2 separate regions of the Homo sapiens genome follow, and region 1 is linked to region 2. A link is a loop called in an ENCODE intact Hi-C map of the cell type or tissue named here. Cell type or tissue: ascending aorta. All regions are shown on one strand.

What was found. A loop is a pair of places that touch in the nucleus more often than their neighbours do. Peaks named below come from ENCODE experiments on the same cell type or tissue, not always from the same donor. Only the 100,000 strongest peaks of a DNase experiment are listed, where the experiment ranks them.
Region 1: it touches region 2 in a loop (3-fold over the local background); 31 of 110 quality-filtered maps call a loop at or near these places.

Annotation. Positions count from the first base shown.
Region 1 is chr1:236,756,386-236,761,385 of GRCh38, forward strand. It overlaps ACTN2 (actinin alpha 2), which reads left to right. Exons shown (of 21, transcript NM_001103.4): 18 at 1,101-1,247; 19 at 3,339-3,404; 20 at 4,630-4,788. Among named protein-coding and RNA genes, the nearest start is that of MTR, 36 kb to the right of the region's middle. In ascending aorta, a CTCF peak has its summit at 3,052 (motif pointing right); no DNase peak of the experiment used is centred here.
Region 2 is chr1:237,384,907-237,389,906 of GRCh38, forward strand. It overlaps RYR2 (ryanodine receptor 2), which reads left to right. Exons shown (of 105, transcript NM_001035.3): 9 at 2,375-2,474; 10 at 3,181-3,277. Among named protein-coding and RNA genes, the nearest start is that of MIR4428, 84 kb to the right of the region's middle. In ascending aorta, a CTCF peak has its summit at 1,881 (motif pointing left); no DNase peak of the experiment used is centred here; H3K27ac peaks cover 805 bases.

The sequences.
Region 1 (5,000 bases), 630 kb before region 2:
CTGCCACCGTTAGAACCCTGGTTATAGAGTATGTACTGCAGAGTGCCCGCTGCCACCATTAGAACCCTGGTAATAGAGTATATACTGCAGAGTGCCCGCTGCCACCGTTAGAACCCTGGTAATAGAGTATATACTGCAGAGTGCCCGCTGCCACCGTTAGAACCCTGGTAATAGAGTATATACTGCAGAGTGCCCGCTGCCACCGTTAGAACCCTGGTAATAGAGTATATACTGCAGAGTGCCCGCTGCCACCGTTAGAACCCTGGTTATAGAGTATATACTGCAGAGTGCCCGCTGCCACCGTTAGAACCCTGGTAATAGAGTATATACTGCAGAGGGCCCGCTGCCACTGTTAGAACCCTGGTAATAGAGTATATACTGCAGAGGGCCCGCTGCCACTGTTAGAACCCTGGTTATAGAGTATATACTGCAGAGTGCCCGCTGCCACCGTTAGAACCCTGGTTATAGAGTATATACTGCAGAGTGCCCGCTGCCACCGTTAGAACCCTGGTAATAGAGTATATACTGCAGAGTGCCCGCTGCCACTGTTAGAACCCTGGTAATAGAGTATATACTGCAGAGGGCCCGCTGCCACTGTTAGAACCCTGGTTATAGAGTATATACTACAGAGTGCCCGCTGCCACTGTTAGAACCCTGGTAATAGAGTATATACTGCAGAGTGCCTGCTGCCACTGTTAGAACCCTGGTAATAGAGTATATACTGCAGAGGGCCCGCTGCCACCGTTAGAACCCTGGTTATAGAGTATATACTACAGAGTGCCCGCTGCCACTGTTAGAACCCTGGTAATAGAGTATATACTGCAGAGTGCCCGCTGCCACCGTTAGAACCCTGGTTATAGAGTATATACTGCAGAGTGCCCGCTGCCACTGTTAGAACCCTGGTGGGTGCTTGTGAGTACTTCTCACTACAGAATCTTGCAACAGATGACAAAGTAGAATTTTTTTTCAAGTGTGGGGAAGGCTATCATGAGCCCTGCTTAGTAAGCCCTTTGAGTCGGCTGTACTGTTATGAAAGTAAAGAGGCAGAGTTGACATGCTGGAGAGACTTAGAACTGATCTTTCCCCTTTTCCCTCAATAGCACATTCGTGTTGGATGGGAGCTGCTGCTGACAACCATCGCCAGAACCATCAATGAGGTGGAGACTCAGATCCTGACGAGAGATGCGAAGGGCATCACCCAGGAGCAGATGAATGAGTTCAGAGCCTCCTTCAACCACTTTGACAGGGTACCACTCTCTACTTATTTGAAGGGCAATACTGGGGACATTAAACAATGTATCTGAAATAATATGCATGCTCTCGTTTTAAGTCTTAAGGCTCCACAACATTTACAGGGAAACAGGATAGTTAATGACAAAAGAAAATAGCCACCAAAACTAAGTGTCCTAAGCTTTGATGTTGCTCAAGGTGACACAAAGTCCAGGTTTGTGTGCTGTTTCATACAGATCACTTAATAGAATGCATTTGTAGTTGACATCAAAGCTGATTTGTTCTAAGTCAAAGTGTATTCTTCACAAAATGTGATTGTTGGCTTTAGGTCATTTCGTAAAGACTTAAATACAAAACTCTGATATGCTTTTCCTAAGCAACTGTTTAGGAAAAGCATCTGGTCATAATTTAACCCATTCTTTCAACATATAAAACTCAGTTTTCTGTTTTAATTAACAAAATTGATGCATGATCTCTTTTAAGGACATGCAGCAATAAAATGGTGATAATTTTTGTAGTAAAAGCATATAAAAAGCTAAGTGCTGCTTTAAAAATATCATCTAGTATTCTGATTTGAATAATATTGAGTAGAACCAATTCTTTATGAGAAAATACTATTTACTAATCCTGTGGCTGGAAGTGAGTGACTATTAAGGCACACTCCAATTCTTTTCTTTTTTTTTTTTAATGAGACGGAGTCTCGCTCTGTCACCAGGCTGGAGTGCAGTGGCATGATCTCGGCTCACTGCAACCTCCGCCTCCCGGGCTCAAGCAATTCTCCTGCCTCAGCCTCCCTAGTATCTGGGACTATAGGCACCTGCCACCATGCCTGGCTAATTTTTTTTTTTTTTTTTCAGTAGAGACGGGGTTTCGCCATGTTAGGCAGGATGGTCTCAATATCCTGATCTCATGATCCACCCACCTTGGCCTCCCAAAGTGCTAGGATTACAAGTGTGAGCCACCGCACCTGGCCTTTTTTCTTTTTGTTTTGTTTTGTTTTGTTTTGTTTTGTTCTGTTTTTGAGATGGAGTTGTGCTTTTGGTGCCCAGGCTGGAGTGCAATGGTGTGATCTCAGCTCCCTGCAACCTCCACCTCCCAGGTTCAAGCGATTATCCTGCCTCAGCCTCCCAAGTAGCTGGGATTACAGGCATATGCCACCATGCCTGGCTAATTTTTTGTATTTTTACTAGAAACAGGGTTTTACTATGTTGGCCAGGCTGGTCTTGAACTCCTGACCTCAGGTGATCCATCTGCCTCAGCCTCCCAAAGTGCTGAGCTTACAGGCGTGAGCCACCACGACTAGCTACGTTCCAATTCTTAAAGATCACTAAAAGGGATGTACCATTACTTTGCATGGAGCCCTGTTATGATTTGCAAATGTCCATCAGTCGTTCCTAAAATGCCTCTGGGCTAGATAGACCAGTCAGATTTGGGCCTTTTGGAGGATTCAGACAGTGGACTTCTGATCAGAGAGCTAGGCATAAGTAAAAAATTATCCACAGAGATGGATATTGACGTTCTTATAGCTTCAGCACACCTTTATTGTGCAGCAGCATGCTGTGATTTGACGTATCTGCATTCATTAAAGCCCAAGTCATTTTTCTTCCAAGGAGGGAAATGATGGATCGTCATCCCTGTACACAACCATCTCTTGTTGAAAGACACTCTCACTCATTGGGGCTACTTTATAGGAAGAAAGCACATTGATTTGAATCCAAGATGATCACAATCTTTTGCAACAAAAGTCCAAGGAGTACAATGCAGAACTTACCATGTTTAGAAGTTTGTTCAAATTAAACATGAATGATTCTTTGTCAGTAGGTGGCAGTAGTGAGCTCCTGACTAGTTCCTTTTGCTGTTTTCTTGAGTGTGTGGTCTCCTTTCGTTTTTGTCTGGTCTTTACCCTCCTCTCCCCTCTTTTTCATTTTTAAGAAACTAGTTTGTAACATCCTTGTGCTGGCTCCATCCTTCTCGCAAGTCAGTGGTGACATTTACGACCTTGGCAGAGCTCAAAGTGCTTCTCTTACCAGATCTTTGTTCAGTTGGTCAAGTAGAGTTGCTCATCTTGCCCTGTGCTCACCTGCTCTGTCCTTTGTTTTTGCCAACAGAGGAAGAATGGCCTGATGGATCATGAGGATTTCAGAGCCTGCCTGATTTCCATGGGTTATGACCTGGTAAGACAGAAGTTGAAATTGTACTAAGATTTGATATTTTATTGAATTTGGATTTCTGTTATAAAAGATGACAAGCTCAAACCAAGGTAGTGCATTTGGGATTGGTTCGTTTTCATTATATAGGATAATATTTTTTGAAGGTCTCACTGTTATTATATAAAAATAAAGTCACGAGGCCTGGCGCAGTGGCTCACGCCTGTAATCCCAGCACTTTGGGAGGCCGAGGCGGATGGATCACCTGAGGTCAGGGGTTTGAGACCAGCCTAACCAATATGGTGAAACCTCTTCTCTACTAAAAATCCAAAAATTAGCCAGCTGTGGTGGCGGGCACCTGTAGTCCCAGCTACTTGGGAGGTTGAGGCAGGAGAATGGCTTGAACCTGGGAGGCGGAGGTTGCAGTGAGCTGAGATTGCACCACTGCACTCCAGCCTAGATGACAAGAGTGAAACTCCATCAAAAAAAAAAAAAGTCACAGAACCAAAGCATTTATTTTTATTCAATAATTGGTCAGATTATTTTTTCTAGTGAAGGAGATGAGAACATAGGCTTTTTGATTGTTTTAAACAGCTTTACTGAGATATAACTCACGTACTACGGTTTACCCATTTAAAGTGTATACTTCAGTGGCTTTTAGTAGGAACCTAATGATTTTTCAAGTGCTTTTTCCTCTAATATGCTGAAAGGTAAAAAAGGTTTAGTCGTAAATCAGCCAAGATAAACTTACATTTCCCTGTGGGCTGGGATAGTCCTAGTATATCAGACACTTCTCTGTTACCCATTAATGAGTATTTTTAACCTGGCCTCCCTTGATTCTCTTTGGGACTGTAAACTACAGTCGTGACAGCCATGTTCTGAGCTGCCTTCAGTTTGGCAGCATCGCTTTCCTAGTTGTAATCTGAGGAAAGGGCTCAGCTCCCGCTTTGACCTCCTCTTCCATAATTACGTCACGTGACCCATCAAGGCCAGCAGTGGGTCCCAGAGAGGAAAGACTTCTGACATTTACAAGCTTCTGGTTTGAAGCTCCAGCAACTTTTAAAATTGTTTGGTAGCAGTAAACCTTAGTCACCCTTAAGGGGAATCTTGTCCAAAGACTGAAGGGAAACGCAGGTAATAATTCAGTTTTCAGACATAAAGGAATTGGCATGTCACCAGGGAAAGAATGAAAACGGCTCTGTTGAGAGTTGTGTACCGTTCGTGTACATGTTTCTTTGCCACTTTGCCCCAGGGTGAAGCCGAATTTGCCCGCATTATGACCCTGGTAGATCCCAACGGGCAAGGCACCGTCACCTTCCAATCCTTCATCGACTTCATGACTAGAGAGACGGCTGACACCGACACTGCCGAGCAGGTCATCGCCTCCTTCCGGATCCTGGCTTCTGATAAGGTCTGCATTGACAGATTTCCTTCTGCTTTAGCAGGAGTCCACTACATCCTTCTAACAAAAAAGGCAACAGTGTTGTAAATAAAAACCATTTTTATGCCGGTGTATTTTGTACAACATTGGCACTGATTTCAGAAGGCAGCAGATAGACACACAACAATGGCGCGCCCAGCACAGAGGAAACAGACATGCCATTCCTGGCATTCGTGCTTGGC
Region 2 (5,000 bases):
GAGAAGTAGTCTCGCTCTTTTCGCCCAGGCTGCAGTGCAGTGGCGTGATCTCGGCTCACTGCAAGCTCTGCCTCCCGGGTTCACACCATTTTCCTGCCTCAGCCTCCTGAGTAACTGGGATTACAAGTGCCTGCCACCATGCCTGGCTAATTTTTTGTATTTTTAGTAGAGACAGGGTTTCACCATGTTAGCCAGGATGGTCTCAATCTCCTGACCTCGTGATCCACCTGCCTCAGTCTCCCATAGTGCTGTGATTACAGGCGTGAGCCACCATGCCCGGCCGTATTTATTTTTTAATTTAATTGGTACATAATTTATTTTATTGGTACAAAATATCACATGTAGCCCATAAATATGTATATATTTTACATATGCATATACATACACAAAATACACAAAATGCTGTACCTCAGTATATAAAAAGTGTTGTGTGTAATGTTTGAGGTGATAGATATCTCAATTACCCTGATATGATCACTGCACATTGTATGCATGTATCAAAATATCACATGTGATATGTTTATATACTGAGGTACAGCATTTTGTGTATGTATTTTACTCTATGAGATTACAAGCACCCTTGGGGTGGAGAATGTGTACTATTAATATACATAGTACATTCAGTGAACCCATGATGAATTAACAAATGATGGTAATCTACTTATCATAATATTACATGAGCTTTCACTTGGACACAGATATGAGCACGGGTATTTTGAATTATTTTCAGAGTTTGGTTAAAATCGGTGTCATTCACATGGATTTGTATGTGTGTGTGCCTGTGCACGTGCTTTTTTTTACACTAGGTTATTGAAATACGAGTATTTATGGAACAGCTTAAAATGTGTGTTTTTATGTTTATGATACTTTGATTTTATGATTTTTGTTAGCTTCTCCACATACGTGTTTACTGGATAACATTGCCAGATGCTAGGAACACAGCTGTGAACCTGTGTCAGGTAGCTTCTAAAAGGGAAAAAGAAAATAAGCCCAAGAATTTCACTGTGTGATAATTGCTTTGAAGGGAAATATATTCTGCTTGTTTGTTAAAGCAGATGGGATATGATTTATTTGTAAACAATTAAACAGTTTTAACATACTGGAGAAGAAATTGAGTCAATAAAGGAATCTTAGCTGGGATTACAGCTAAGACTGTAAGAATGACAGATTGAAGTAAAGAAGAAATTGTACAAAAGCAGGCAGCTAGTTGAGGTTGAGGAGAGGAATAAGAGCAAATTATTGCCAAGTCTTATGTATCAACTGGTAAACTTTCAATCTTATTCATTGGAAAAATGACTGATAAACACTGTGTACATATCACAATGTTTAAAGTTTCTTTGGTTTTATTTTTAAGAGAAAGAGAGTGAACGACCTCTTCTTGATGGTGACTTGAGAATAGTATCTTTATGTTAAAGAGACCCGTAGGATGTTTAAAAGGCCTGTGGAGTACACCTAAGGTGACTACTTTAGGCGTGACTGATCATCTAAATAAGATGGTCAAGATTTCTGGGAAATTTCTGGTCTGATTAAAGTCTGTGAAAACTTAGGCTGTCATCAGCATTGGCAAAGCATTGCAGAAACATTGCAGGGATATTGGCGATGTTTACTGAGAAGACTCCACGAAAACAGGTGGTTGCTCTATGTATGTTTGAAATTCTAGAGGCAGCCAAGTTATGATGAGTAAAATAAGCAAGTAATTTTGTTTTTCTTAGTTAACATTTGATAATTCAGTCTTATGGCTCTAAAAGATATTAAGTATGTTTTATTTTAATGTGTTTCTATTTTTAGGAAGGAAAATCTGAAATGTGCTAGTATCTGAATTTCGGAAGAAATGTAGCTTGGTTTTAGATAGCTGTTAGGAAATATCGCCATCTAATGGCTTTTGCATCAAATTGCAGATAACAGTTCCTGAAGGACTCCATAAAAGACCCCATAAGACGCCTAAGGACTTCATAAAATGAAGACTCCATAAACTTGGTCCAATAGATTTCACTTACTTCATCATCAAAAAGCTGTCAGAGTGTGATATGTAGAAAACCTAATTATAATTTTAAGTGCTCATTTTGTTCATCAACCATCGTTAAAACAAAAATAGTATCTTGTTACAAATAAACTTATTTAGTGTATTCATTTATGCATATTTTGATTATTGACTTAAGTCAGTAACTGTTAGAATGAAGTTTAAAAATCCGTAAATTCAGAGAGGAACTTCTTTTCTTCTGACTAGTTTTTTGATTCTTGAATGACAGGTTGAAACAGATGTTCTCTATGAACATAACCAAATCAGCAACGTTAAGTTTGCATTCCTAGAAGCACTTACATGTTACAGCTTACCAGAGCCTGAAGTGATGCCTCCTTTTGCCTCTTGATACAGCACTTGTCTTATGGCAACGGCAGCTTACACGTGGATGCCGCTTTCCAGCAGACTCTCTGGAGCGTGGCCCCAATCAGCTCAGGAAGTGAGGCAGCCCAAGGTAAAAACTCCACTTCAATTAGAGGGCCTGTCCTTGCTGCAAAGTTGACAGTCATCTTTGGAATTGTGATAATGAGCTGATTGTTAATTAGAGCTTTTTGTCTGTGTCTAAATATTCTGTAATGCAGATACCTGACATTTGAGGATCTTGTTTAAACTGCTATTTTAACAGTGAAGCTTGGGTGAAGATTAATCTTCCCTTATTTTTATGCTACTGTCAGCTTTAGTTTATTTGTGTATGCTTTATGTGATAGCTTCCTATGGATTGTTTTCTTCAATTTTTTGACCTCAGAGTATTGCCTGGTTGGACTAATGTCAAGATTTCTTATTTTCTGAGGTCATGCCTTATAGCTGGAATACGAATTTTACAAAGGAGCAGGGTTTCCTAGGGAAATATCTGTATATGTTCTGGTTATTCCAACTTACATAGGTTCACATTTGATTCTAAATGTGTTTGTATGTTTAACAGAGGATTTTATGTGTCTGAGGTCATGCTTTTAGTGGGAATATCCCTAACTGTGGGACTCGGGCACCCAGGACTCAGAGGGAACAGCAGGCACTGTCTATCTCTGTGACCTTGGCCAGGTCCTTAAGACTCACTAGACTTCAGTTTCTTTACGAAAGTAGAAGATTGGACCAGATGATCTGTCTGGCTATCAGCACCTGACACTGACAGTCCAGACCTGAATGATTTTTTATCCTTACAGGGTATCTCATTGGTGGTGATGTCCTCAGGTTGCTGCATGGACACATGGACGAGTGTCTCACTGTCCCTTCAGGAGAACATGGTGAAGAGCAGCGGAGGTTAGTACCTGAGCTCATTGCATTGAGACTTGCACTCTTTTGCCTTGATGTAATGTTTTAAAAACTAGGGATCTATTCATTCAGGCCAGTAGCATCATACAAGATGGGCTACTGACATTCATTGATTCACTGAAGTGATCCATTTGTTGCCCCCTCTTAGCTTTTTCTCATGTTATATTTCTATTACCTACCAACAGAAGAACTGAAAATTTTTGTATAATTAAAACATATTAAGAAACACTGAACAAAATTAACGAAGTGAGAAGAGTGACCACATTGCATTAAACTACTTAGAACTTCATTAAATGCTCATTAGTTTTGATTAATTTTCTTTTTAGAATGTTTAATCTCAAACTCAGTTTTGAAGTCAGAGTTCTCAAATTGCGTACAATTTTAGGACCCTTTGCTATGACCTCTCATTTATTGATACAGATGATAGAATTGATCACTTTCTCTCATATTTAATCTGATATAATACCTCTCTCATGTTAATTTATTTGGCACTGGGACAAGATTACAATAGTATGAATCTACTGAGAAAAGTGCACAAATATTACAAAACCATAAAAATATTTAGAATAGTTTGCTACTGCTCTACCTTACAAATTAATCAATGAATGTAGTAAGATGAATATGTAAATAAGAGATTGCAGTGAGAGAAGGTACTGTGTGGATGGTTTGTTATGTATCTTTAAATCTTTTAGTGGACATTTTTCATATTAACATGGACACTTAGGTAACTATTAGTTAATAATTATTTATTTTTATAATTTAATAAAAATACATAGGGACCATTTAGAAAATTAAGAGTCATTTAACCAGCTGCATAATCTCAGGAAAAGTCCCTCTGAGACCTGGGTACTGGGTCTTAACCTCTGTTCCCAGGCAGACCTAGATAATGGTCAAGAGTGACATAAGTCCCCTGGAAACATTCCGTAAGCTAAAACTGCCTCTTTCAGTAGGTTTAGGAAGAAGATGTCGATGGTGTCAGTAGGGTTTGTATAAAAGATAATGGAGATTTTAAGACACTTGGATAAGGAATTAGTTTCAAACAGAAATATAAACTTAAGAACTAGAGAGATGTCAAGCATATTCTGGGAATAGCAATTATTCCAGAGTGATTAGGGGGAAAATGGAGGAAAAGGTGGAAAGTAGACAAGAGAAAGATCCTTAGTGCCATTCCCGTGGGCTGGCTTCTATTCTGAGGTTGTTAGGAAGGGATGTGGGGATCAGAGTGGAATAGTTAGTTCTCTTTTAAAATAATAACTCTGTTAGGCAAGGAGAACTTAGATTAGAGGTGGGGAGAATCTGAGTCACGGAAATGAAATGCAGTAATTCGTGTGACAAAATCCAAGAACTTAGCCCAGATAATGCCATCAGAATGGAGAGGTTTACTTGCATCATAGACATTTAGATAAAAGTGATGGGTTTAGGGGAGAACTAGACACAGGCTGTGAGAGAAGGTATCTAATCCAGCGCCATCTTTTTTTCTGCCTCAGGGGAAGACAGCTGGAGCTAAGGATTGCAGGAGATGGTACATGTTTGCTATGAAAGATGGAGTTAAACTTTGGTTACAGATGAGTACAGTCTATGAGACGTCCAGTAGGAAATTGGGATGTCTGAGTCTTTAACTTAACAAAACTTGGGATGGGTGCAAATTCTAAGTGTAAGGGGGATATTTAAAGGAATGGGGTCTATCATATGTTCATCAGATGGAGAGGGA